Linked DNA regions of Homo sapiens: region 2 is linked to region 1. Evidence: read pairs that join two places in POLR2A ChIA-PET (ENCODE). Cell type or tissue: CD4-positive, alpha-beta T cell. All regions are shown on one strand. Each heading gives the region's core, and the rest is flanking DNA. Links, peaks and the distances in the headings are about the cores only.

Region 1 (15,314 bases), core at 7,812-10,311:
TGTGACAAAAGAGTGCAATAGCCAGTCTGGAAACATCTGTGGGAGTTTTAATTAGAGGAGAGCCACAGGCTAAATGACTGACAGAAAAAAACAAAGAAAGTAGATGACCCATCTCTGAGCCAATGACAACAGGAGTACTCATGGATTTTCTCTGCTTTTAAACACTGTGGTTGGATTAAGTGTCTGAACTCATTCCCTGCATGCCCTATATTATTGAATCCTTTTCTTTTGGTTTAAATTTCCTAATTTATGAGTCTTTCTCAAGGGTAATCATCTTTGAATAGTAGATTTCTGATATCTGAATTAGAAGAATCAGGGTAAAGCCATCACTCAATGAGGGCTGGTAGTGTGGTAGTATGATTTCAAGGACACCAGAAAAGCCTTTACTCACATTTCTTTCCAATTGAAGTTCCTTGGTCCGAACGCGAAGAATTCCTTGTTTCACCAAATGCAATCACCATGTCAAATTTTCTTTTAAAGTATAAATCCTGATACAAACATTAATAAGTAAATGTCTCTCAGAACCCCTTAGGAAACAAATGAAAGGTCTGGGAAAAGCCTGCAGGTGGGGAGGTGTGTATAAGTATTTCTTGAGAATGCAGCTCACTGGGGACTTCCCTGATCCTGGATTCAGAAATTCTGGCAGCGAGCAGGAAAAGGCAGGCGTTTGAGCTGGATAGAAAGAAGTAAAAAGGGAGATGAGGATTCAGAAAGTGAAAGTGAATAGAGATCAGTTTTGGATTTTGTGTTGATGACTTGACCTCCCTTTCTTCATCTGTAACATTGAACCAATAACACTTCTTCCAGGATTCTTCAACAATGATCAGAAGAGACTCTTTTTCCTTTGTCACACAAATTAATTATTTTTTTTTCTTTTTGTAAGAAAAATGGTTTAAGTTTGGGATTTCAAGATAAATGTGTGTGTGCGTGTGTGTGTGTCTGTGTGTGTGTGTATACATATATATATTTCCTATTTATGTTTTTTGGGCCTTCTTTTGCTTGAGATTTTAAAATTTTTTTGAAAGACTTATTAAAAAGATCACCTCCCTCTTTAAGGATGAAGACTGGAAACTAAAAGAAGTCTGCCCAAGTTCATAGTTCATGGACATGATTTGATCAGTAATTCAAAAGGGCAATATGACCTTATGCTTTTTTAACTTTCTTTGTTACCTAAGTAATCACTGGGAAAGGCTTTGATACTATATTCGAGATTAGAGCCACAAGTGACTTGATCAAACTTAATTTTTTCCAGGAGAGAGAGGATGGTTTCATGTCACATGTCTGTGAATCGTGACCCTACAAGCCTTTGAGAACAGTTCAGGATCACTGCACTTTACATCTCTAGGTTGAGGAGAAGAGCACACTTGATAGTGTATGAAAAGTGTCTAGCAGAGAGACTGCACTTAATAGGCATTCAGAGCAATTTATATACTAAACAATGATGAGGGTGGCTTCCCTGGATTTTTTACCCCCAATGTATTTTAGGCTACAAAGTGGACTGTCTTCTTTCACAGATAGAATAGGTAAAACATGGGCTGACAGAAAATTCAAATTTCAAGACACACTATATTTGTTTTATGGATACCCAGTAATGTTGTCACCACTAAATTAGCACATTGTGTTAATACCAAGCTTACTTGTTTACAAAACTAACCAACCAACCAACTAACCAACCAACCAAAGCAACAAATAAAAAACCAACTGAGTGATTCAGCAACTAGGAATGTTGAGATATCTTAAAATTTTTAATTCTCAGTTGACTTGGAGACAATTTCATGTACTAATTTAGACTTTTTCTGAAGCTTTTTTTAGTCTGTAGCAACTCTTGAGGTAAAGAACTTCATGAATTTATTTCTTAATATAAGAGATAAGTCTCCTCCTCCTTCTCCGTCTCCTCGTTCTTGTGGTTAAATTAACTCTTTTAAGCTTCAAGCAGAGTTTCCTAGGTGTAATAGATTAAAATTTCCAAATTATGTTCACCCATAAACACAATCCAATTTTGTGAGCATCCTTCACCAGTTTGGCTGTCAATCATCACCAGTCTATTGCCAAATATTTCATTCCTGTCCTTTCCATCACACAGAAAAAATTGGACTCCCACTCACTTTGATGTTAGGCATACTCATGTGCTTCACTTTTCTTCATGAAATCTGAATGAAATTGGCATATGGCTGCTACTGAGCAGAAATTTTAAGAGCCATGATTAATTTGCTCCCATCTCTTTCTCTGCCAAAGTAATTGTTGAAGATTAAACCCTTATCAGAGTGGGTGCCTGCGTTACTAGTATGAGCTGTGCTGACCTGAAATTTACAATGAAAAAGAGAAATAAATCAATTATTTTTTGGATGCTGAGATTTGGACGTTGTTTTTAAATGTAGTACAACCTAGCCTATTGTGATAAAATACAATTGCATTATAGATTTGCAACTTTTCTCTCCTCAGACTAACAATATTGGTTTCTAATCATATCTTTAAGTCAAGGCAAACATGTGCCATCTGTTGATTCTAAGGTCTTCTTATACTTTTTACTTTCTTTTTTTTTATTTTGGCTGAGCACAGGGGACTTTATTGATGGTTCGTGACAAGGAGGGGCTCCCTAGGCATCTCCCTCTTCAGGGGGTCTGCATGGAAACTGTGAGGAGGGGAGATTCTCAGTGTGGTGGGGAACTGAGTGCAGCAAGGACTCCCCAGCAGTGAAGGCCTCTCTCTTCCTCTCATGCTCTCGCTCGGGTTGGCAGTCCAGGGGTCTTACTCCTTGGAGGCCATGTGTGCCATGAGGTCTACCACCCTATTGCTGTAGCCAATTCATTGTCATGCCAGGAAATGAGCTTGATAAAGTGGTTGTTGAGGGCAATGCCAGCCCCAGCATCAAAGGCGGAAGAGTGGGTGTCACTGTTGAAGTTGGAGGAGACTACCAAGTGCTCAGTGTAGCCCAGGATGCCCTTGAAGGGGCCTTCTGATGCCTGCTACACCACTTCTTGATGTCATCATATTTGGCAGGTTTTTCCAGATGGCAGGTCAGGTCCACTACCGACACGTTGGTGGTGGGGACGACAGAAGGCTTTGCCAGTGAGCTTCCTGTTCAGCTCAGGGATGACACAGCCTTGGCAGCACCTTGGCTTGTCCACAGCCTTGGCAGCACCAGTAGAGGCAGGGATGATGTTCTGGAGAGCCCTGCATCCATCACACCACAGTTTCCCAGAGGGGCTATCCACAGTCTTCTGGGTTGCAGCGATGGCATGGACTGTGGTCATGAGTCCTTCCATGATACCAAAATTGTCATGGATGACCTTGGCCAGAGGTGCTAAGCAGTTGGTGGTGCAGGAGGCATTGCTGATGATCTCGAGGCTGTTGTCATACTTCTCACGGTTTATGCCCATCATGAACATGGGGGCGTCAGCAGAGGGAGCAGAGATTATGATCCTTTTGGCTTCTCCCTGCAAGTAAGCCCCAGCCTTTTCCATGGTGGTGAAGATGCTGGTGGACTTCACCATGTACTCAGCCCCAGTGTCACCCCATTTGATTTTGGAGGGATCTCACTCCTGGAAGATGGTGATGGGATTTCCCTTGATGACAAGCTTCCCATTCTCAGCCTTGATGGTGCCATGGAATTTGCCATGGAATCATACTGGAACATGTAGATCATGTAGTTGAGGTCAATGAAGGGGTAGTTGAGGTCAATGAAGGGGTCATTGATGGTGACAATATCTACTTTACCAGAGTTAAAAGCAGCCCTGGTGACCAGGCGCCCAGTATGGCCAAATCCGTTGACTTCCACCTTCACCTTCACCATGGTGTCTCAGGGATGAGGCTGGTGATGCACGAGAAGATGAGGCTTTCTGTCAAATGGGAGGAGCAGAAAACCTATACTTTCTACTTTCTTTCTATACTTTCTGATAAAATTCTGGCTTTAATTTCTTTACCTTTTACCATCATCATCATCATCATCATCACCAACATTATCAGTGTTGTGCTTAACAGTAAATTCCAAGCTCCTAAATTTTAAGGGATAAAATAAGTTATTTTTCCAACAGCCTTATTTTAGAAATGAGACAACTCAGATCCTCCTAAGATAAGAGATTTATCCAGGACCATACGGTAGACTTCTTCTCAATTTTAACTTGCAACTTTTTTTAGATCTTTGTACTTCATAACTCATGCCATTCATTTATTTATTCATTTTTGTGGTTTTTTGTTTGTTTGTTTGTTTTTTAGTAGTGTCATCCATGATGGATATTCATTCAAGTTTTTAAGTTAAATTTTTAAAAAGTAAGTGCTGGCTAGTGGAAGAGCCAGGATTAGTCTCAATGACTATAGCTTGAGAACAATGCTAAGTGTATTAGTTTTTTTAGGGCTGTCATAACCAAATAGCACAGGCTGGTGGCTAAGACAACAGAAATGAATTGTTTTCATGTTTTTGTTTGTTTTTTTGTTTTTTTGAGACAAAGTTTCGCTCTTGTTGCCCAGGCTGGAGTGTAGTAGCGTGATCTCAGCTCACTGCAACCTCCACTTGCTGGGTTCAAGCAATTCTCCTGCCTCAGCCTCCCAAGTAGCTGTGATTACAGGTGCCTGCCACCACGCTGGGCTAAAATTTGTGTTTTTAGTAAAGATAAGGTTTCACCATGTTGTCCAGGCTGGTCTCGAACTCCTGAGCTCAGGTGATCCACCTGCCTCAGCTTCTCAAAATGCTGGGATTACAGGCACGAGCCACCATGCCTGGCCTTGTTTTCATAGTTCTAAGGACGAGAAGCCCAAGACTAACGTGTCAGCAGGTTTAATTTCTTCTGAGGCTTGTTTTCTTGGCATGCAGATAGCTGCCTTCTCATTGACCACTCCCTTGGTGTTTCCTCTGTATGCACACACACCTGGCTTCTCTTCATTTGTCTAAATTTCCAATTCTTGTAAGAATGCCAGTCAGATTGGATTATGGCCCACCCTGACAGCATTTTACTTTAATCACCTCTTCAAACTTCCTATCTCCAAATACAGTTACATTCTGAGGTACTGGGGTTAGGGTTTCAACATCTGAATTTTGCGGGCACAAAATTCAGCACTATGATATGACAAATTGATAACATTTTAAATTAAAAACAAAGCAAAACCTAAGGTTAGAATCTCAGTATTATTTCTAGCAGCTATGATATTTATGGAGTATCAGGTCATAGAATTTAACATAAAATATTAACGAGACTTCAGTGTCATTTGCCCGTCTAACAAAAGGCATTTAATCCCAGTTTTTACAAAATATTCATCCTGATTTAGCTGATAGTTGAGGTCCTTGTGCTGAGCCATCTGCTAATTCTGTGGAAGACTGACCACACCTTTGAACGGGGAGCCTCCCAGGTGCCAAATAGAAGAAATTGTGCAGAATACTCTGACTCACACTAACGATAGTCATCATCCTTACCTTCTCCTTTTCTCCCTCCCTTCCTTTTCCTTTTCTTTCCCAGGTCTTCTGTGAGTACACCGACAATTTCAAACACTATACTAGGAACTGAATTTGGATAAATCATAACCTGCCCCAGGGGCTCACTTCTAGGAGAGGGGACAGATAAGTAATTGCACAATTATAATATAATTATAACATACTATATAATGCTCTAGGCTGTATGAGTATATGAAAGAGGAATTTATAAGTCACAATACGGGGAAAAGAGTCTTATAACTTACATCTCCACAAATGTTTTTTCTTTTCAGGGGATGCTCCTAAATTACAGCCATTATATCGCAGGAGATAGAACATATACGAGGCACAATGGCAAAGCATAGGATCTATGTTTTAACTAATGAATGGGAAATAGGCTCCAAAAGAAGATTGCCCATTAAAGCCATCCCCTTGAGAGGCTATTAATGAATTCCAAAGATGTTGCCTTTCCTTAAAGCTTTTTTGGAACTTGTATTTGGTTAGACTCTGAGCTCTTCTAGAGCAGAACAAAGCTTAACTTAATGCATGGTGCATGATTAATGTTTATAGAACAAGTAAGTGAACTCAGAGACAGTGGCTCATTTTTAATACCATAATTGGTGAGTAATACTTGTTCCTGGGGTGTTTGGGGTTTTTAGAGGCTTAAGACATCCAGATTTAACAAAACTGTGGTCAGACTAACAGTGTTTAGAGTTCAAAGTGAGGCATAGCTCTACAGTAATGGAAGTGGATTTCTTGCAAACCATCTCCAAAGAATACCAGAACAAAAGCAGGAAGAAAAGAAAGTGTGTTTTTTTTCTTTTCTTTTCCTTTCTTTTTCTTTTTTTTAGACGGAGTCTTGCTCTGTCACCAGGCTGGAGTGCAGTGGCATGATCTCGGCTCACTGCAACCTCCGCCTCCTGGGCTCATGCCATTCTCCTGCCTCAGCCTCCCAAGCAGCTGAGATTACAGGCACCCGCCACCACACCCGGCTAATTTTTGTATTTTTAGCAGAGACGGGATTTCACCATGTTGGCCAGGATGGTCTCGATCTCTTGACCTTGTGATCCACCCGCCTCGGACTCCCAAAGTACTGGGATTACAGGCATGAGCCACTGCACCCGGCCAAAAGTGGGTTTTGATGAATAGTAACGTCATCCTCAAATATGAAGAGTATTGGTTGTAATGTTGCTTGGAGGAAATTGATAAGCACTTTTTAAGAAAAGTAGATTGTATTAGAAGCATCCTTTCTTTCTTTTTTTTTTTTTTTTTTTTTACTTTAAGTTCTGGGATACATGTGTAGAATGTGCAGGTTTTTTACGTAGGTGTACATATGCCATGGTGGTTTGCTCCACCTATCAACCAGTCATCTAGGTTTTCAGCCCCGCATGCATTAGGTATTTGTCCTAATGCTCTCCCTCCCCTTGTCCCTCACCCTCCAACAGGCCCCAGTGTGTGATGCTCCCCTCCCTGTGCCCATGTGTTCTCATTGTTCAACTCGCATTTATGAGTGAGAACATGTGGAGTTTGATTTTCTGTTCCTGTGTTAGTTTGCTGAGAATGATGGCTTCCAGCTTCCTCTATGTCCCTGCAAAGGACATGAACTCATTCTTTTTTATGGCTGCATAGTATTCTATGGTGTATATGTGCCAATTTTTTTTATCCAATCTATTATTGATGGGCATTTGGGTTGGTTCCAAGTCTTTCCTATTGTAAATAGTACTGCAATAAACATACCTGTGCATGTGTCTTTATAATAGAATGATTTATAATCCTTTGGTTATATACCCAGTAATGGGATTGCTGGGTCAAATGGTATCTAGATCTTTGAGGAATCATCACAATGTCTTCCACAATGGTTAAACTAATTTACACTCCCATCACCAGTATAAAAGCGTTCCTATTTCTCCACATCCTTGCCAGCATCTGTTGTTTCCTGACTTTTTAATAATCATCATTCTAATTGACATGAGATGGCATCTCATTGTGGTTTTCATTTGCATTTTTCTAATGACTAGTGATGATGAGCTTTTTTTCATATGTTTGTTGGCCGCATGGTTGTCTTCTTTTGAGAAGTGTCTGTTCATAGCAGAAGCATTTCTTCTGGGAACAAAAGTACCATCCAAGGATTATTTAAACACCAGAGGATTTTGAATAAGCAAAAATGTCCTTTGAGCTGACTTTTGGGATTGGAGCTGGTGAGAACTGCATTACTCAGCATGGCATGAAAAGCACTTGGAATTGCTAGGAGCAATCCTGGAAGTCCACTTTAAAAAAGATCATAGGGAAGAGAAAGAGAGAAGCCACTGAGATGAAGAAAGAGCCCATGACACCAGTGTGCCTGGGTGGACAAAAGACAAGCTGTGGATTGTTTCAAATAGAGGATTGGTTCACACAGGGATTCGGTTCTTTGCTCTCTACACTGATGTTACAGTTACAAGCACCATACCTGCATGATATTGTTGATATTTTTTAAGATCAAGGAAAAAACCTGAAAGTCCATATATGAGTGAAAGTGGTGTAAGTCAGGGGCAACATTCAAGGAAGATAAAATAATTCATAAATAGAACTGATTTATGGGAGCAGGAGCTCAGAACTAGAAGTAACAATAGAAACCCAGATCCTCCAGAGATTCATAGAACTCTTAGAAAAAGCTTCGACTATGGCCTGGGGGTTCTGAGTAGCCTTAGCTTAATTGGAAGCCTTACCCCAATTGACACATGAGTTTCATATAAAATATAGCACTAGACAAAATCTGAGCACCTCTATTTTGATTATAGAAAATTGGTTCTGAAGCTTTTTTTTTTCTTTTCTGGAATTTTCTTCTTTCTTTACTAAGAAAAAAGTTCCACCCTGCTACTGCTGCCCCTACAGAGTCGATCATGGTATTTGCTGGGTTCCCACTGTATTTTCTAGAGATTTACATTTTAGCACCTGTATAAGTTTTGGACAATTTAGAAATTTTCTGCTCCTTTAGATTCTGAGCTACTTGAGGTTGGGGAACATGTCTTATTTTTGTTTATCCTGAACCCTTTGTTTCTATCAAATATCCAGTAAATGTTACTGAATAAATGAATGAATTAATGATTAAATGTATGTATGCATGAATCAATGAATGAAGATGAGTATCTATGCTCCTAGAAGTTATAACCTAAATACAGGGAATTTTAAGTAACAGAGTACAAGTCTGGGCGTAAATCAAAACTAAAGATTTTCAAATATCAAAAAGAATTTTGTTTGACTTCCTTCTTAGAGACGGTTTTGGTTTGCTTGTTTTAAACATCTTTCATCTCCATCCCTTGTTTTCTGGAATTTCTATAAGCTATCACCATCCTCCCCACCACCACCCTGCTAAAAAAGGCCCTTTTCTGAGAAACAGAAGAAGAAATAAATGAAATTGGTTTGCATGCCTTAGTGAATTCTTATGATGAAAGGGTAACCTGGAAACAATTCCCATTACACTTAGCAAAACCATTTTTCAGTCTATACAGCCCACTATCTAATTACAGTATTGGAATACTGTTAAGAATGGAGCAAAGTTCAAAGAATCAGTTATATCCCCAATCAAAGCGACCGGCCACACTTTCAGTAGCTGGTGAGAGTGAAGAGGAAGTCACTAAACCAGAAGATCTAATCAGTCTGTTTATCATGTGACAAGAAGATCTTAAGTATTCCTATTGCTGTTCTTATGGAGACTTCATGTCACCCAAATGGAGGCAAGGGACCTCTTTAAAGAGATCAAACAAGGTTGGTAACAGAAGTCCACATGTGAACCTGAACCCTGGGGAGGGATTATTGAGAGAAAACTAGAAGCGTCAATTTGCCCTGTTCCCCAGCTTCTTCGGAGACCTATGTTGAGAGCTGGCCAGCACGAGTCAACTATTGTTGCCTGGCAGTCATCCAAAATGCAGTCTATTACTGGAGAAAAAGCAGTGCATGTGGGAAGGAACTCAGCCCTCTTTTGTGGGCCTTGTATTGTTACTGCACAGCAGAGGATCCAGATAGAGGAAACTAGCTTTAGTGGCATTTTTTTAAAAAGGATAATACTTGATTTGAACAAATAGAACTGTGTAGCCTCCATAAAATTCTGTTTATTTTGTACAATTTGTTTCCAGGTATCTTTGGTACAGTTTAATCCTGGTGAGGGGTATGATGCCATGTAAGCAGAATAAAAGGTTGACATTAAGAAATCATTTTAGGTCTAGAAATAAATGTGGGCTGGAGGAAGGAAAGGATGTGGTCTGGTGGCAAGGAGAAAAAAGGGTGTGCCAGGTGAGAGGCACATGAAATGTGAAATCCTATAAGCCAGTCTGTTTCTGGGGTTGGAAGGCAGGGCTATTGTGTAAAGAGCAAGGCTAGAAAAACCACTGTGAGGCTGAAGAGTAATTATATCCTGGGGAGGAGATGCTTCAGCCTCTCAAGTCAGATCCACGGACATTTGCTTCGTTGTTTGTTTTGATAAGTAGGGGCTACTGTTCACATCTGAGAGGAACGGCATGACTAATGTGATGCTCCTGATAAGTTCTCAACCTTGGTTATATATTGGAATCACTTTAAAATTACTAATGCCTTGGCATTTTACGAAGGTCTCTAGGTGATTTTAATATGCCACATGCTAGAAGGAGCACCCTCACTTTACTTGGGCAAGTTCAATCTTACAATATACCTGATAGTACTTCTTGATTTCTTTGACTTTAATGACCATCTGCAATGTGGTTACCTGCTGATACAATTGCCTCCTAAACTAGTGGTTTTCAAGTGTCAAGGTGCATAGGCATTTCCAGTATATCTTGTAAAAGACAGAAAAAAAAAACACAGATTTGATTCAGTAGATCTGGGGTAGGGCTTGAGAATCAACGTTCTAACAAAAATCCCCTCTTCTGTTCCTCAGAACACACTGTGAGTAGTAAGCTCTTGAATTACAACTCCTCACAGCCTTGTTCCCACTTCCATTTGGTGTAGCCCTCAAGAGTGCAGGCTTTGGGTTTAGAACACTCTGGCCTCTACCCTCTACTAGCTGAATGAGTCTGGGCCAGTTGATTAACTTTAATTACCTAGTTTCTTTGCCTATAAAATGAGGATAAATGAAGGTTTTGTGAGTATATAAAAGATTAACTTAAAGTGGACTAACAGTGCAGGGCCTTGCACATGGTTAGTCCCTAGCTTTCTCTAACCCCTGAGATGCTTTGTCTTGTCACAGCTCCTTTAATTATTTTTTGGTCTCCTACTTTATAACTTCTGTAGAATCTTATAGAAATTCTCAACTGACCTCTAGTTCTTGGAATCCTCCCAACTTCCCCAAACTGTTGCTTCTTTTCTGGCCTCTATTCCCTTTCCACTCAGCCTGTGTTCTCTGGTCAATCATGTAGACCATGGCTTCTATCCGTTCATTCATTAAACAAACATTTACTGAGCACGCCATATGTGCTAGGCATTGTGATGAGCTCTAGGAGTATATTCAATGCATTCAGTGGTGGGCTGGTAAATGTTTCATGATGGTGTAAAAATGTATGTTTATGCACACATACATAAATGTATACTTTTTAATATAAAACATTAATGTAAAGAATGTATAGTGTACAATTTACTCTTTATTTTAAATGTAATATAGCCATTTTGTTTCCACAGAAATTTTTTATTTTATTTTTTGCTAAACTATTGTATTTTTAGCCAAGCTATGGTTGTATCTGATGAATGAATATAGTTCATATAAGAATATTACTTGATTCTTTTGTATTAATAAGATTAAAGTAAAATTAGGTGGTAAGTTGTAACTTCCTTTGTTTGTCAATATCATGAGCTGCTTCTTTGCTGAATCATAGGTTTTAGATACCGGAAGAATAATATTTCTTTAAATTTTTGTGTAATGGCTATAGACATGACCTGCTTTAAGCTTAATCTGTGCTGTTAACATTTTTACTATCATTTTCTCAAGTCTAAACAATCAAATAAACAATACATCAAGATGTCAACTAGGCCGGGCGCGATGGCTCACGCCTGTAATCCCAGCACTTTGGGAGGCCGAGGTGGGCGGATCACAAGGTCAGGAGATCAAGACCATCCTGGCTAACATGGTGAAACTCCGTTTCTACTAAAAGTACAAAAAATTATCCGGGCGTGGTGGCGGGCGCCTGTAGTCCCAGCTACTCGGGAGGCTGAGGCAGGAGAATGGCGTGAACCAGGGACGCGGAGTTTGCAGTGAGCCCAGATCGCGCCACTGCACTCCAGCCTGGGAGACAGAGCCAGACTCCACCTGGAAAAAAAAAAAAGATGTCAACTAGTGTTGCTGATTTATTTGGTATCAATACATCCACTATTGTCAATTTCAAGCTACCAGCATAATGTATTGTAATGGCAAAAACTGCAATTACTTTTGCACCAACCGAATAATGGCACTGAACAGGAAGTTGAAAAGATGTGCGGTAGTCCCTCAATAGATAGTATTTCCACCATAAGGATTGAATCGGGGAAAATAACTTCAAGAGAATAAATCGTAGTAAACACTATGACAATAAACAGGAAATGAATTAGAGCATTTATTATGTTTTGAGAATATAATTTGTTTTTTAAAATAATAGCTATGTTTAACAAACAGATGGAAAAATTCCTGAAAATTTAATAATAAGCACTTCTTAGCAAGGACAAGCCAGCTGCAACACATCAGGTTTGTGCAGTAGACATAGTCACTGACATCATGAAGCTTATACTCTAGAAATGGAGGCAGAGAAATAAATGAGCATGAATCTTATAAGAAGGGCCCCTCAGCCAAATTTGATGCTATAATTGTGATAGGCAGAATGTTGGCTCCCCATGGACTTCACTCTCTGGTGTTTATATCCATGAATAGGTTATATTAAATGGCAAAAAGATTTTGTAGATGTAATGTTACAAAGCAATTGACCTTAAAATGGTGAGAGTATCTTTGATTATCCAGATGGGCCTAATGTAATCACATGAATCCTTAAAACAGAAGGCAGAAGCAGAAATCAGAGTCAAAGCACAAGGATTACCAAGGCACCATTGTTGGCTTGAAGAGAAAGAGGACCATGCAGCAAGGAAATAGGGACCACAGTCCCACAACCATGAGGCACTGAATTCTGCCAATACCCAGTGAGTGTGGAAGAAGACCATACGTCCCAGATGAGAGCTGCAGCCCTGGATACTACCTGGATTTTAGCCTAATGAGACCCTGAAAAGATAAACCAACCACACTGTGCCAGATTTCTAACCTATAGAAATAGTGAGATAAATTTGTGCTTTTTAAAAGTGCTACATTTTTACAGCACAGTAATTTGTTACACAGCAATAGAAAACTAATAACAACTAGTAAAAAAAAAAATTATCAAAATAACAGTAATCCAGGAATAGCAGGGAAAAGAATGTTTCAGCACTTTCAGGGATTTAGTGGTGTTGAATATGCCTGAGTGGCATGTACAAGAGAAAGAAAAATGAGAAATCAAGATGGAAAAAAAGTGTTCCTTCCTGAAGAACCTTTTAAGCTAGGAGAATATTCTGAATGTTTTCCCAAGAGCAAAGGGAACCAATACATCATTTGTCATGATCAATTTGTGTTTATGGAAGATAGATGAAAAGGGTGTTGAATGGCAGGAGGCAGATCATTTAGGAGGCTTTTTCAGATCAAACAAGCATGGTGAGGATGGAGAAAAGTGGATTGCGGTGCCTTACCCTGTATACTCACTATTGTCTACTGTTTGTTCTTTCTCTCGTTTGCTTTTTAGTTGTGCTCAACAATCACTGTTTTAGCACTCTGTGCCAGGCACCATGCCAGGCAGTGTGAATACCCCTTCAGGCTCCCAGACCTTGGTAGGGATCATGTTGCTGCCCTTTTTCCCCCAGAAGCTGTGTAAAGTAATGTAAATACATAGTTTATGAATTCAAAAAACTAGTTCTGCCACTTATAAAGTGAACAACCTAGGGCAGGTCACTTAACCTCTCTGAGTTTCACTTTCCTGATTTGCAAATAATTGCTATAGCTACTTCAGAAAGCTATTGTGGCTAGGCGTGGTGGCTTATGCCTGTAATCCCAGCAGTTTGGGATGCTAAGGCAGGAGAATTACTTAAACCCAGAAGCTCAAGACCAGCCTCGGCAACACAGTAATACCCTGTCTCTATTAAAAATAAAATAAAAGAAAATAGAAGGCTATTGTGAGCATCAACTACAGAGTACATAAAAACTTTAAAAGTCATAAATGCTTTCCAAATGGTGGGCTGTCTTCTCTTCATCTCTTTACCTTGCATGTGTTCCAGCTTATCTCATGTTCTTTCTTTCTCCCATGTCTCTTTCATTGTTGTTAATAAATTAGTTCAATGAATAATTATTTAGAGTCTATTATATACTATTCACTCAGCTGGATGTTTTTATGTATTTGTTTACACATTCTCTCACGCACATATCTACACACACACATACACGCACACACACTTCTTGTTCTTCAAAGAGCTTACTCTGAACACTTAAGGCTATAACAACACTCATATTTTTAAGTAAAATATAAAAGTAGTTACAAAATATATAAGATTTTGCATACCTACATTTGTGTTTATATAGGTGTGTTGTGTGAAAGAGAAGATAGAGAAAAGTGTGACTATATACATAGAAACAAACATTGGAAAATATACCTCAAAATGTTAGTACATTTCTCTCTGAATAATTTCCTTTGTCTTTTTTCATATTTTTCTGTATTTTTCAAATTGCCTGCTATAAATACACTTTATGAATAGAAAAATAACTGAAAACATTTTAATAAAAATATGAAATAGCAAATACTATAAAGGAATTACATGTAGGACATTATGGGTCTATGTAAAAAAATTTTTTTTTCAGAATTAAATGATGCCAGAGTAGAGATGAACAGAAATTTTGCAGGAAAGAACCTACAGAATGCCATTCTAGGAGGAGGACCCAGGAGAAGTAGAGGCTCAGCATGGAGTGGACAAGAAACACTATCATGTGTATATAGTTCCTGTCACCTGAAGCGCAGCTTGGGGTAGAGCAGGAGACAACTCCCGAGGAAATCGGGAATATCATGCTAGGCATCTTAAATTCTGTCCTACAGATGCTAAGACATTTAATCAGGGGATTCACTAACAGTCATACTTGCATTTTTGGTAGATTACAGTGGTAGTAGTGTGACATATGGGGAAAGAAGAGGTTAGAGGCAGGTGAGAAGCACGGAGACTCCTCAGGAAACCAGTTTCAGGTAAAAAAAAAAAAATAGATGATGAAGGCCTGAACTAAGACAATATATTGGGAATGGAGAAAAATATTTTACAGATGATTAGGAAATATTTAAGGCTTAATTCCTATGCTGCTTAGGTCATACTGTGTGGCTAAATTAGTAACACCAAAACTCACATAAAAGAATACTTGTATGCGTACATATCGTGCCTGCGTAATTTTCCCACTGGAAGAAGAGTCTCAAAGGGGATGGGAAGGCCAAGAACTGACAATGAAGATTTCACAATCTGTCTTTGGACTAACTTCTGCAAGCCCAGACGAGGCATTTGGGATGAGAAATTGCTGCCCTCTGTCTCAGAACCAGGCTGTGGAGAGACGAGAAAGAGCAATGAGTTGGGGACAGGATTCCAGAGAAAGACCTGCAGGACTTGATGGCAGATAAGAACAGATGAGCAAATGTGGAGTCATGTGATGGTCACAGAACAGGCTGTGCAGAAACACAATTTTGGAAGAAAGAGAGGGAGTGCTTTTGAGTCATTTTTAGTTTCTGCGGCAGCAGGATTTCCAACTGGTATAAAGATAGTCAGGAATGAACAGAAACAGTGAAGGGCCTGAGTGTGTCATGAGAACAGGATATCAGGACTGGTTTGCTGTCAGCCGGAAACAACTTGGCTGTCCCTGCTGAGGAGGGACCCAGGGCATAGGGGGGAG
Region 2 (13,154 bases), core at 10,655-13,154, 89 kb before region 1:
CAAAGTGATGGGATTACAGGTGTGAGCCACAGTGAAACAGAATCCTTTTTTTCTGTCAATCTCTCAATTTATTAGCATATTCTGATCATGAGGGGGCTAAAGTAACCTGAGTATTAAATATATTCTTTACACTTTATTTCAGTAATATGGCCTTTTGTCTTATTTCAGTGTTAGAACTGAAAAATAACTATTATTTTTAACAGATCCAGGATTTGAACTAAGATGCTCTGGCTCCAGAGCCTAGTCACCCTCATGTTAGAACATCTCCTCATGGAGGCGGGGCACATGATCCAGGATGACTGTGTAGCATGTGGGAGACAGAAAGGGAAAATGCTGTGCTAAATTTCTGAGGAGAGACTTGGGCACAGACAATTTCAGGCTCTGACTTAATTTAATAGAAAAGACTATTTGTAGAACCTTGGGCAAGATTTTACGAGGCTTTAGTTCTGTTGCCTGTAAAATATGGAAAGTAGAAAAAAAAATCCTCAAAGGTATAAACATTCTGGGATTCCATGATCAAATGCAGGGTTTGGTAAACACTTCCTATAATGGCCAGACAGCAAAGACCACTAGGCTTTGCAGGCCACTTAGTTCTCTTGCAACTGTTCAACTCTGCCCTTGTAGCACAAAAGCCATCAAAAGCAAGACTCAAACAAATTGGCACAGGGGTCAACTATGTTTCTATAAAATTTCTGTTTACAAAAACAGACAGTAGGGTGGTTTTGGCTCCAGAGGTTGTAGTTTGTGGACTCCTGCTCTACTCTAATACACATTATTTCACTTGTTTGCAGAGGTTGGCAAACTTCTTTTTGAAGGACTAGATAGTAAATATTTTAGGCTTGAAGGCTGGAAGACCTCAGTCACAACTACTCAACCTAAAAGGTGCAAAGGGAATACATAAATGAATGAGCTAGGCTGTGTTCCAATAAAACTTTACTTACAAAAAGAGGTTTGTAGTTTGCCAACCCCCAGTTTAGAGAAATGTGTGGGCTAAACTACACTTAAAGTTAAAATTACCTTATTGCATCTGACTCTCTGAATTCAAATCATATTTAGGGGGAGAGTTAAAAATGTATGGCTTTAGAATCCAGAAAAACTGGACTTGAATTGTGGGAATCACCACTCACTGTGTTATATAGCACAGGAAAAGTTACTCTGGGCTACTCATATCCGCATCTTGCTTTTATCTTTGGTGATATTCATGATATTCTCTTTTTTTCAGACAGAGTCTCACTCTGTTGCCCAGGCTGGAGTACACTGGCGAGATGTCGGCTCACTGCAACCTCCGCCTCCCAGGTTCAAGCGATTCTCCTGCCTCAGCCTCCCAAGTAGCTGCGACTACAGGCATGTGCTACCAGGCCTGGCTAATTTTTGTATTTTTAGTAGAGATAGGGTTTCACCATGTTGGCCAGGCTGGTCTCAAACTCCTGACCTGAGGTGATCTGCTTCCTTCAGCCTCCCAAAGTGCTGGGATTACAGGTGTGAGCCACTGTACCCAGCTGGTTGTTCATGATATTCTGGATCCCATATGTCTGCTTCTAGTGAAGAATGGCTTCACTAGCATGAGTTCAGTTCCCAACTACTCAAGTCCCTGCTAAAACCCTACTCAATATGATGACCATGGAAACAAAGACCCAGGACATTGTTGGGCAGCAATATGAGAGGGTGTGTTGTGTGAAAAGGTTAATAAAATTAACTTCATACTAAACTATGTAAAACTTCTACTTTGGTAGATCGAAACAGTGTAACATGGTAACTTTATAGGATGCAACCTAAACTCCATAAAGTTGTATTATGTACTTCTCTCTGGCACTGGCTCTTGATCCTATTCTCTTCTCCTTGGTTGCATGCTGGTAAGGCAGGCCAGGTAGGGTTAGGCCGATGCTCCCTCCCACCTCTGCTGTTTGAGGAAGCAGTCTGACAATGTTTCCAGAGTTCTTAAGAGCTACTTTATAGATATTGACACACATACACAAACAAAATGCTACACACAGGAAGACATTCACTGCAGTATAACACAAGTTAAAAATAAAAACAATAGAATGTCCTAGAAAATGCCCAAATTTAAAAAGTATTAGGTAAACAATTTATTCAAAGGAATAATGTGTAACATTGTATATGATAAACCTGAGTTCTATAGGAAAGGGGTGAGCAAACTAAAATTGGAGAAGACTGCCTATTTCTATAAATATAGTTTTACTGGAGAACAGCATGCCCATTCATTTATACATTGTCTATGGCTACTTTTGTGCCACAATGGCAGAGATTTCATACTTTATAAATATTGTACAGATTACTCATAAATCTTACAGGTTCAAGAGAACACAGAAATGATATAGTCTTGGGGGACAAAAAAAAGACCTAAGGAAGTGGTGGAACTAGAACTAAGCATCCTACCCAATGCCATCCTCCACTTCTTCCTACAATTTGTCTTCTCACGAAGAGCCAGAGAGGTAAACAATTACTAAAATCACTGACGGGAGATACCCAGAAATGACAGAAAAGGCTTTTTTTTAAACCCAAAGGGCTTCCACCTATATTATTTGAGCCTCACGATAATCTCTTTGGGATAAAATTTCTTTCTAATGAAGAAAAGGTGACTCTGCAAAATTAAATGGAGAGGAAAGGATTCAAATACAGGTTTACATGTTACAAAGGTCATTGCTTTATCCATTGTATTCTCTAAAAAAAAAAAGGTGCAGAGAATTAACTGACTCATGAGTCACGTTCAAATTGTTGCCCAAGGCCTTTAAAGGGCTGCCTAAAATTTCTAGCAGTCCTCATAGGTGTTCTCCCATTCTTCAGGTACCTATGTTGCCTTGGCTCTTTCAGTCTTTTTACCATGCCTGCCTAGGGTTTTTGACGCAGAACAGAAAGAAAGAATAATGCCTTCAGGCCTAGACTGCCTAGACTGCTCTGCCACTGATTGGCTGTGTGATCCTGAGCAAGTCACGTTCCTCTCTGTACTTTCAGTTTCCTCATCTTTAAAACAGGAGCAATGGCCAGGTACAGTGGCTCATGCCTTTAATCCCAGCACTTTGGAACGCCGAGGTTGGGGGAATCACTTGAGGCCAGGTGTTTTGAGGTTACAGTGAGCAATGATCCAGCCACTGAACTCCGGCCTGGATGACAGAATCAGATCCATTCTCTAAATAAATAAATAAATAAATAAATAAATGAAGCAGGGATGATAATTACAGACTATATCTCATGGGCTGTGTTTTATGTATACTAACTCATTTATTTTTCACGATAGTCTATCAGGTTGTTCTTTCCACAAAAACATAACTATGACAATAGGATTTTTGTTTATTCAGTACCTAGAAAACTATCTGGCACTAGGAAGTAATTAACTACTAAATGAGTGAATAAATGAATAACAGAAGAGGAAGAACAACAAATGTCAAGTCCTATTTCAACAGTTAACAAGGCACTGAGAATAGGTAAGTTTATAATTAACAGAGGTGTGGTGATGCCAATATATCACAATGTCTGACAGTCCAAATCACAGTATTACTTCAGAAGTGCAAATGTTCCTCTCCAAAGCTGCTTCCCTATTTGTAATTTTAGGTTGACCTAGAAGTTCCAAAAATTTCCCTTCAAGCTTTCTAATTGCAAATCCTTATATCTGTGGTTGTCTTAATTTTTTTTTTTTTTCAAGATGGAGTCTTGTTCTGTCACCCAGGCTGGAGTGCAGTGGCGCGATCTCAGCTCACTGCAACCTCCGTCTTCCGGGTTCAAGCAATTCTCCTGCCTCAGCCGCCTGAGTAGCTGGGATTACAGGCATGCGTCACCACGCCCGGCTAATTTTTGTATTTTTAGTAGAGACAGGGTTTCGCCATGTTGGCCAGGCTGGTCTTGAACTCCTGACCTCAGGTGATCCGTCTGCCTCGGCCTCCCAAAGTGCTGGGATTACAGGCATGATCCACCACGGCCAGCCTTCTTATTTAATATTCATAAAGCCAGTAATTCTTAATAGACACACTATTTATATGAGTAATCCTAAAAAACTACAACTTTGTTTTTGTTGTTATAACTTAAACCCTACACATTCCATTAAATTGATGGAATTATTTTCCCTTTTAAAATTTTATTTTATACTATTCTTACAATCTGAAATAATGTATCAATTTTAGAACCTGAAATTATTCTGTAAAAGTACAGAGCTGCAATGCCACTCTGCACGACAACAACTTAGTAAAAGAGAGGCATTTACCAGCGGGGAAGCCAAGTACGCAGTACCTTAAGGGGGACCATCCACTGTACCCCTGTGATTTTCTTGATTTGAATGTTTTCGGGGTATGTCATTTTTTCCTGTGAAATACTTCTTTTGTGATTTCTGACGTTGTATCACCAATTAAGAAGTTGAAGTTTTGACCCCGCTATCCAGCTTGAAATGCAGCCAAAAAATTTTTCTGAGTTTTCACTTATATAAACATCAGTCTCTGAAGACTGCCTTGCACAGATGAGATAATTTAAGTTTCCATTCATTTATGCTAATTTCTACTGCAACAAATAGATAATTTCCTAAAATATGAAGATCAAGCCCTAGTATTTAAGTTTAAAAAACTATTATGATTCAATAACTATCCATTTGCTTCTTCAATATTACCATTAAGTTGCCACACATTCTCAAAATATCCCTTCTTCAATTTCCCACTCATTTTATCAGCTATCCAATTAGATATACCTAGTCATAGGGAAATTTTGGAATTGAAGTTATTTTTGGGAACTGAAGTTATTTATCTTGGATCTTTTACTTGACTGCTTTTTGACACTGAGGAGAGGGAAAAAAAAATTCCTTAAACCTGTTCTACTGTTTTCTTGATTAATAATATACTTAGCCAATGTCTGAATACTTACTTTACATAACAAACTTGGCTAGAAGACAGAGGCAGTTTAGTAAAGTGGACTCCGCCCTTTAAATCCAGTCTGTCACTTATCATTTACGTAACCTTGAGCAAGTCAAAACTAGTGAGCCTCAGTTACTTTATCTGAAAGTAGGAATGATATCTATAATTGATACTACTTTACTGGACTGCTATGAAAGATATAGATGAAATTGAAGTTGGAAGAGTTAAAAAGTTATACAACATTAAACAAGTGACTATACTAACATTACCATCATTACCATGAAGGATACTTCATCCATGCCTTCATAGAACTTATATTCTATCCAAAACTGCCAACTGGGCAGCTGACACTGGGACCTATCCTTTCAACCAGTGGTTTCCAGCGGAACATTGGAAACAAAGTATTGTAACTCCCATATATATTTCTAACATAAAAATACAATTGGCCAGGCGCAGTGGCTCATGCCTGTAATCCCAACACTTTAGGAGGCTGAGGCGGGTGGATCACCTGAAGTCGGGATTTTGAGAGCAGCCTCACCAACATGGTGAAACCTTGTCTCTACTAATAATACAAAAATTAGCCTGGCATAGTGGCACACGCCTGTAATCCCAGCTACTTGGGAGGATGAGGCAGAAGAATCCTTTGAACCTGGGAGGTGGAGATTGCAGTGAGCTGCAACCATGTGCCATTGCACCCCAGCCTTGGCAAAAAGAGGGAAACACCGGCTCAAAAATAAATAAATAAATAAATAAACTAATTAAATTGAAAACTTCCACTATTATTTAATATATGAAACAACATTGGTGTGCCCATCAGATCTAATATCAGATGTTCATCTGTTATGTACAGTGTGCTAGTAAGTCCCTATAAGATAGTTAAGGCACAGCATATTCCCTTTTTCACATCTGCCTGCTTAAACTGACTTGAGCATCTTATCTGAATTAATCAGGCTAACACTCATAAAATGAACAAGTAGTTTAAAATATACTTGCAAAGAAACAAGGATTTGCAAATACTAATGATGCAAACATAAGAAAATGGCAGTTTTTTTATAATTACCCTATTCTGACTTCTGTCAAACATGTTGACAGAAGTTTTTAAAAACAGATGTTTTGAAATGGTTCCATCACTATAATATTTTTTTTAGTCCTAGACATCAATAAAGCAAATGTTTCAGTTAAAATTTGTCTATTAAAATTGTCATCCCTAATACCAATTGATAATTATTCTAAATCCTTCTAAAGCTGTGACACTTTCATACTTTTAACAAAAATGTGTCAAAATCTACTGAAATTCTTTAAGATTTTAAAACACATCAGAAAATTTTGTTTCCAAATGTTGAAAATTTACAGTCATGAAAATTATCAGTAACAGGGACTCTAACATTACTTTTGGCAACAAAATCATAATAATGAAGAATATTTTACATTATTTTCAAATGATATCTTCTTAAAATATATTTTGGGTAGGGCACAATTTTATGACATTAATAAAGTATTTAATCGCTTAATATTTCACATTTTATAACAAATGTAGTACAGTGATACATGTATATATAATTTTCAAAATGTACCTATAGATAATTTAGAATACATAATAAAAAATTTAGACATCCAAGTCTAATCCATCAAGATGATTTGTAATTTTGAAAAGAGTACTTTGCATGGAGTTGAATGATTTGATGATTAACCAAATATGGAAATATTATATTCCAGCAACATTAAAAAACAAAAAATGTTTCCATTTTTGCCCTTTGTTTACTGTAGAAATCTATATACGTACAATTACCTCCATTTGCTGTCAGAAAGGAACCAGGCAAATTTTACTGAATTGGTATTTTGCCAAATCCATCAGAGTGTCACATCTTTCCTCAGAAAGAAACCAACTTCCCTATGTCAGTTCCAAGGAATAGCTATAGTTTTCTGCCTATTAACTGGACTGAACCATGCATTTAAAAAGTCGAATTGTAATAAAATGCAAAACTGCCAGGAAATAGTTACAGTGGTTACAGCCAAGCAACTTCCAGCATTTTACTGAAGGAACTGGAAGTTTACATGTGAAAATGGAGGGTCATAAATCTGTTTATTTCCAGTGCTGAAAGGACATTACATTAAAACCAAAATACACACTCCAGAATTAGCTAAGAAAACAGCAATTTACTGCACAGCAAAGTAGTCAAAGTCCCTGGGCTCATTCCTCACTTACTTACTCATAAACTCAAACCGTAAAGTTGGAAAAAAATCTTAAGAGTTCATCTAATCCACTCCTCAGCTCATGTTCCTCACTATACTCAACAGAGGTGAGGCACACCATGCAGCATTTCAAAGCTTCGGTCCTCCAGGCTTTGGGGAACCCCTGCAGTCAGAACACTCAGGATTTCCCTTGATAGCTAATTTTGTTTTTAGTAGTTTTGAAAGTTAGAACATCACTGTTTTTAACTCTGAGCCCTATCTTGGCCTCTATAGGCTTACACAAGATTAAAACATAAATAAATAAATAGAATAAAATATAAAAGTCTAATCTCTTTTCCACTAAATCATCCAACATATATGGCCTGAGGGCCCACCATAGCCTCTAAGGACACAAAGGTAACACTTCAAAGAACACATCAATAAAACAATACCACATGATATATTACATAACATTCTTTATTTTACAAGTATTTATTGAAGGCTTATTATTGGTCATATATCGTGTAATACATAGGGAATCAAATGGTTAGTAAGATGGAGTTGATCCTTGCCCTAATGAAGTTTAAAGACCAGAGAGGAATACAAACAGGCAATTATGACACAGAATACTAAGCCTTATTATATTCAGGGATCTTCTGACACATGTATCTGCAATTTTGTACTCACTGAATCTTCTCTTCCATAATAAAAGCATGTTGATGCAAAATTACTCAGATAAAAGAACTCATTAGTAATTTTTAAAATTCCATATTAAATATATATACATATATATTTTAAATTTTTTAAGTTCCAGGGTACATGTGTAGGATGTGCAGGTTTCTTACATAGATAAACATGTGCCATGGTGGTTTCCTGCACCTATCAACTCATCACCTAGGTATTAACCCATTTATGCCAGAGGTTGCAATTTGTTGAATGTGAAAAATCAGACCTTGGCAATGACCTTGAGCAGGATATAAAGAACTTCCACATGCTTAGCATTCCAGAAATGGAACACTAGGCATAAATGGGTTAAGCCCAGAATGCATTAGCTATTTTTTCTAATGCTCTCCCTCAGCTTGACCCCCCACCCCCTGACTGGCCCCAGTGTGTGTTATTCCCCTCCCTGTGCCCATGTGTTCTATTGTTCAGCTCCCACTTATAAGTGAGAACATGTGGTGGTTGGTTTTCTGTTCCTGCATTAGTTTGCTGAGGATAACAGCTTCCAACTCCATCCATGTCCCTGAAAAGGACAGGATCTCATTCCTTTTTATTGCTGCATAGTATTCCATGGTGTTTATGTTCCACATTCTCTTTTTCCAGTCTATCACTGATGAGCATTTGGGTTGATTCCATGTCTTTGCTATTGTGAATAGTGCTGTAATAAACATACATGTGCATGTATCTTTGTAATAGAATGATTTCTATTCCTTTGGGTCTATATGCAGTAATGATATTTCTGGTTCTAAATCCTTGAGGAATCACCACACTGTCTTCCACAGTGGTTGAATTAGTTGACATTCCCACCAACAGTGTAAAAGCGTTCTTATTTCTCTACAACCTCACTAGCATGTTGTTTGACTTTTTAATAATCACCATTGTGACATGAGATGGTATCTCATTGTGATTTTGATATGCACGTCTCTAATGGTCAGTGATGTTGAGCTTTTCTTCATGTTTATTGGCCACATGAATATCTTCTGGGAAGTGTCTGTTCATGTTCTTTGCCAACTTTTTAATGGGGCTCCTTTTTTCTTGTAAATTTGTTAAGTTCCTTGTAGATTCTGGATGTTAGACCTTTGTCATATGGATAGATTGAAAAAATTTTCTCCCATTCTGTTGGTTGCCTGTTCACTCTGACAGTAGTTTCTTTTGCTGTGCAGAGCTCTTTAGTTTAATTAGATCTCATTTGCCAATTTTTGCTTTTGTTGTAATTGCTTTTGGTGTCTTTCTCATAAAATCTTTGCCCATTCCTATGTCCAGAATGATATTGCCTATATTCTATTCCAGGGTTTTATAATTTTGGGTTTTACATTTAAGTCTTTAATCCATCGTAAGTTGATTTTCGTATATGGATTAAGAAACAGGAACAGTTTCAATTTTCTGCATATGGCTAGCCAGATATACAGTAGGATTAATTGAATAGAGAGTCCTTTCCCTATTGCTTCTTTTTGTCAGCTTTGTCAAAAATAAGAGAAGAATCAAACAGACACAATAAAAAATGATAAACAGGATACCACCACTGATCTCACAGAAGTACAAACAACCAACAGCAAATACTACAAACACCTCTATGCAAAGAAACTAGAAAATCTAGAAGAAATGGATAAATTCCTGGATGCATACACACTCCCAAGACTGAATCAGGAAGAAGTTGGATCCCTGAATAGATCAATAACAAGTTATGAAAGTGAGGCAGTAATAAATAGCCTACTAATGAAAAAAAGTCCAGGACCAGATGGATTTACAGTTGAATTCTACCAGAGGTACAAAGAGGAGCTGATACCCTTTCTTCTGAAACTATTCCAAACAATTGAAAAGGAGGGACTCCTCCCTAACTCATTTTATGAGGCCAGCATCATCCTGATACCAAAACCTGGCAGAGATACGACAACAAAAAGAAAACTTCAGTCCAATATCCCTGATGAACTTCGACGCAAAAAATCTCAATGAAATACTGATAAACCAAATCCAGCAGCACATCCAAAAGCTTATCTACCACAGTCAAGTTGGCTTCATCCCCAGGATGCAAGGCCGGTTCAACATATGCAAATCAATAAACGTCATTCATCACATAAACAGAACTAAAGACAAAAACCACATGATTATCTCAATAGACACAGAAAAGGCCTTCGATACAATTCAACATCGCTTCATGTTAAAAACTCTCAATAAACTAGGTATTGAAGGAACGTATCTCAAATAATAAGAGCTTTTTATGAGAAACCCACAGATAATATCATACTGAATGGGCAAAAGCTGGAAGCATTCCCCGTGAAAACTGGCACAAGACAAGGATGCCCTCTCTCACCATTCTTATTCAATATAGTATTGGGAGTTCTGGCCAGGGCAATCAGGCAAGAGAAAGAAATAAAGCGTACTCAAATAGGAAGAGAGGAAGTCAAATTGTCTTTGTTTGAAGATAACATGATCCTATATCTAGAAAACCCCATCATCTCAGCCCAAAAGCTTCTTAAGCTGATAAGCAACTTCGGTAAAGTCTCAGGATACAAAATCAATGTGCAGAAGTCACCAGGATCCCTATACACCAACAAAAGGCAAGCAGAGAGCAAAATCATGAATGAACTCCCATTCCCAATAGCTACAGAGAGAATAAAATATCTAGGAATACAGAAGAAGTGAAGGATCTCTTCAAGGAGAACTACAAACCACTACTCAAGGAAATGAGAGAGGACACAAACGAAGGGAAAAACGTTACATGCTCATGGATAGGAAGAATCAATATCATGAAAATGGCCATACTGCCCAAAGCAATTCACAGATTCAATGCTATTCCCATTAAACTACCATTAACATTCTTCACACAATTAGAAGAAACTATTTTAAAATTCATATAGAACCAAAAAAAAGCTCGTATAGCCAAGACAATCCTAAGCAAAAAGAACAAACCTGGAGGCATCATGCTATCTTTCATACTATACTACAAGGCTACAGTAACCAAAAAAGCATGGTACAAAAACAGACACATAGACCAGTGGAAGAGAATGAAGATCTCAGAAATAAGACCACACATCTACAACCATCTAATCTTTGACAAACCGTACAAAAACAAACAATAGGGAAAGGATTCCCTATTTAATAAATGGTGCTGGGAGAACTGGCTAGCCATACGCAGAAAATTAAAACTGGACCCCTTTCTTATACCTATACAAAAATTAACTCAAGATGGATTAAAGACTTAAATGTAAAACCCAAAACAATAAAACACCCTAGAAGAAAATCTAGGAATGCCATTGAATATATTTTTTACATATCAGTTGCTTTGGTTATATTTACATCCTGAAAGTCAGCTTGAAATATGCAATTCTTTTAAAACTCTGCAGGAAGGTAACCTGATAATATTCTTTAGAGCAGGGAATCAAAAAAGATGTATATGGCACCATTCCTGATTTGTCTTTCTAGAATCCTACAAAATTAATTCTTTGTAAGTTGGTAATACTTGTGAAAAGTCTGCAAAAAGAAAAGAAAACTGTGGTGCATTTTCCAGGTACCTACAAAGTTCTATGTGCATTAGGTGTTGAAGATATACAGGGAGAAATACAGATTTTCAATCTGGAAAGAGATGAAAACATGCTACCCAATCACTCCATTACAGCATGGCATGAAAGCAGAGGTACCTGCGATATGCAATGGGAACCAAAGTTCTGATGTTTCTCACGGTAATAGAGAGAGCTGGGGAGGGTTTCAGAGAGCAGCGTCATCAAGGTCCTGAGTGATAAAGAATTTATCAGGTCCAGAGGTGAGATAGATAAAAGTTTCCAGGTGGGAGCAGTCCACTGTACTCTTAATTCATCTTTCTGAAATACTTCTTCTCAGAATAGCAGAACAGTATACCTCTCAGATCATACAAAGAGTCATCTGAATCAACAGAGTAAGGATGACAAACTACTCTCTAGAGAAAAATTCTTCTATTCAAGCAGAAATGCAAGAGAGGAAAGTCCACCCAGACAATATGAATTAAACATAACCCCATAATTTCAGGCTTACCAAAGCTGAAAGAAGTCAGCTCTAAACCAACAGAGCAGGAAACAAGACCATTATTCGGCAGGAAAGAGCTAGAAGATAGCAATCAGTTGAACAATACTGTAATTAAGATTAGTAAATTTGACTATGACACTTAGTTTGTACTTAATTTGAAGTTTACAAAGCTCTTCTACCAATTTCCAAACTACAAACTGAAGGAGAAGGTAAGTTTTGGTCTTCAATGAAAAAACCCTGGTTTAGGCAAGAAAGTCAGTAGCCTAATAGCTAAGGAAACCTAAGCTTCAAGGCAGTTCTTCTCTTAAAACTTCAACATGAGCCCATGCAACATTAAACTAATATTCATGATGCTCACAGACTGGAATTTACCAGGAAATCCAAATATGCCTCTAAATACCATTTACTTATTTGTGAAATGGCTTTTTTCACTATTTAGCCCCAAGGAAGTCTTTAGGCTTGAAAGACAAGTTCTAGCATTTTACAGTTAGAAACTCTGTGAGCTTAGCACTGTAAGAGATTAATTTTCTCTATCTATAAAATGAAACTAGTTATATCTACTTTACAGAACTTTTGTAGCTTATAGTATGTCAACTTCTTAGCACAAAGCTTGTACCTAATGAAAAAAGAAAAGAAAAAAAATAGGGTGTTTACGATACCATCTTTCTGGCCAGAGGTACTGGAGGTCTATAATCTGTAGAAGTATACTATAGCAGTCTGACATATCTGAGAAAGCCTCTTTTTTCCCTTCTTTAAATATGTCCTCCATAGGACCATCTTCCCTTCAATAACTTATATCTGTGAATCTCAAGAGATCCAAGGGCCTTATTTTCTCCTTACAACAGGCTCTTGGGTTCCTCAAGGTAATTAGAGAAAGGAAAGACACTCAGGCAGACAGTTAAACTGTGAATAAAATTTACGCTGTGAATAAAACAAAACATACACTTCAAATCCTGACAATCTTAGAAAAAAATCACTGTAATAGAAGGGATTTCAAAAGAGAAAAAGAACAACGTGTTGTATATTGTTCCTTTTATTAAAAAACTGAACGGTGAAGCCACCCAAGATTTTGCATCTTCAGAATTTTTTTTTCCTTTCTCCTGTGTAGTCTCTGGTTGTTCACATTCCAAAATGATGTTTACTGTTTTCCAAGGGAGTGTTCAGGAGGGCAGCTGCCTTGGAGGTAGGTCACCAGGACTCCTTTGCATTTTGCATGCAAATAAAGACTCCAGAAGGGACTGTAGCTGCTAGAGGCCTTTGCTAGCTGCTACAGGTAGGTCCACACTGTCGCAGGCTGCTCTGTCTCTTAGCCCCAACGTCTGTTCATGGCTGTGGTTTTAAAAGAGTCCCTCAACAGATGCTCTATTTAATAACTACAAGACAATAAAAACTAGGGTTACAAGCCAACAA

What was found. Peaks named below come from ENCODE experiments on the same cell type or tissue, not always from the same donor. Only the 100,000 strongest peaks of a DNase experiment are listed, where the experiment ranks them.
Region 2: POLR2A ChIA-PET joins it to region 1 with 5 read pairs; 13 of 35 experiments call an interaction of 5 or more read pairs at or near these places.

What each region holds. Positions count from the first base shown.
Region 1 is chr11:88,405,431-88,420,744 of GRCh38, forward strand. All of the region lies in intron 2 of LOC101929174 (a long non-coding RNA gene), which reads left to right. It also overlaps the pseudogene GAPDHP70. Among named protein-coding and RNA genes, the nearest start is that of CTSC, 75 kb to the left of the region's middle. In CD4-positive, alpha-beta T cell, for the core only: no CTCF peak of the experiment used is centred there; DNase peaks (open chromatin) are centred at 9,291 and 9,701; H3K4me3 peaks cover 1,006 bases.
Region 2 is chr11:88,313,327-88,326,480 of GRCh38, forward strand. The region is part of intron 2 of CTSC (cathepsin C); the gene reads right to left. Among named protein-coding and RNA genes, the nearest start is that of CTSC, 18 kb to the right of the region's middle. In CD4-positive, alpha-beta T cell, for the core only: no CTCF peak of the experiment used is centred there; no DNase peak of the experiment used is centred there; H3K27ac peaks cover 513 bases.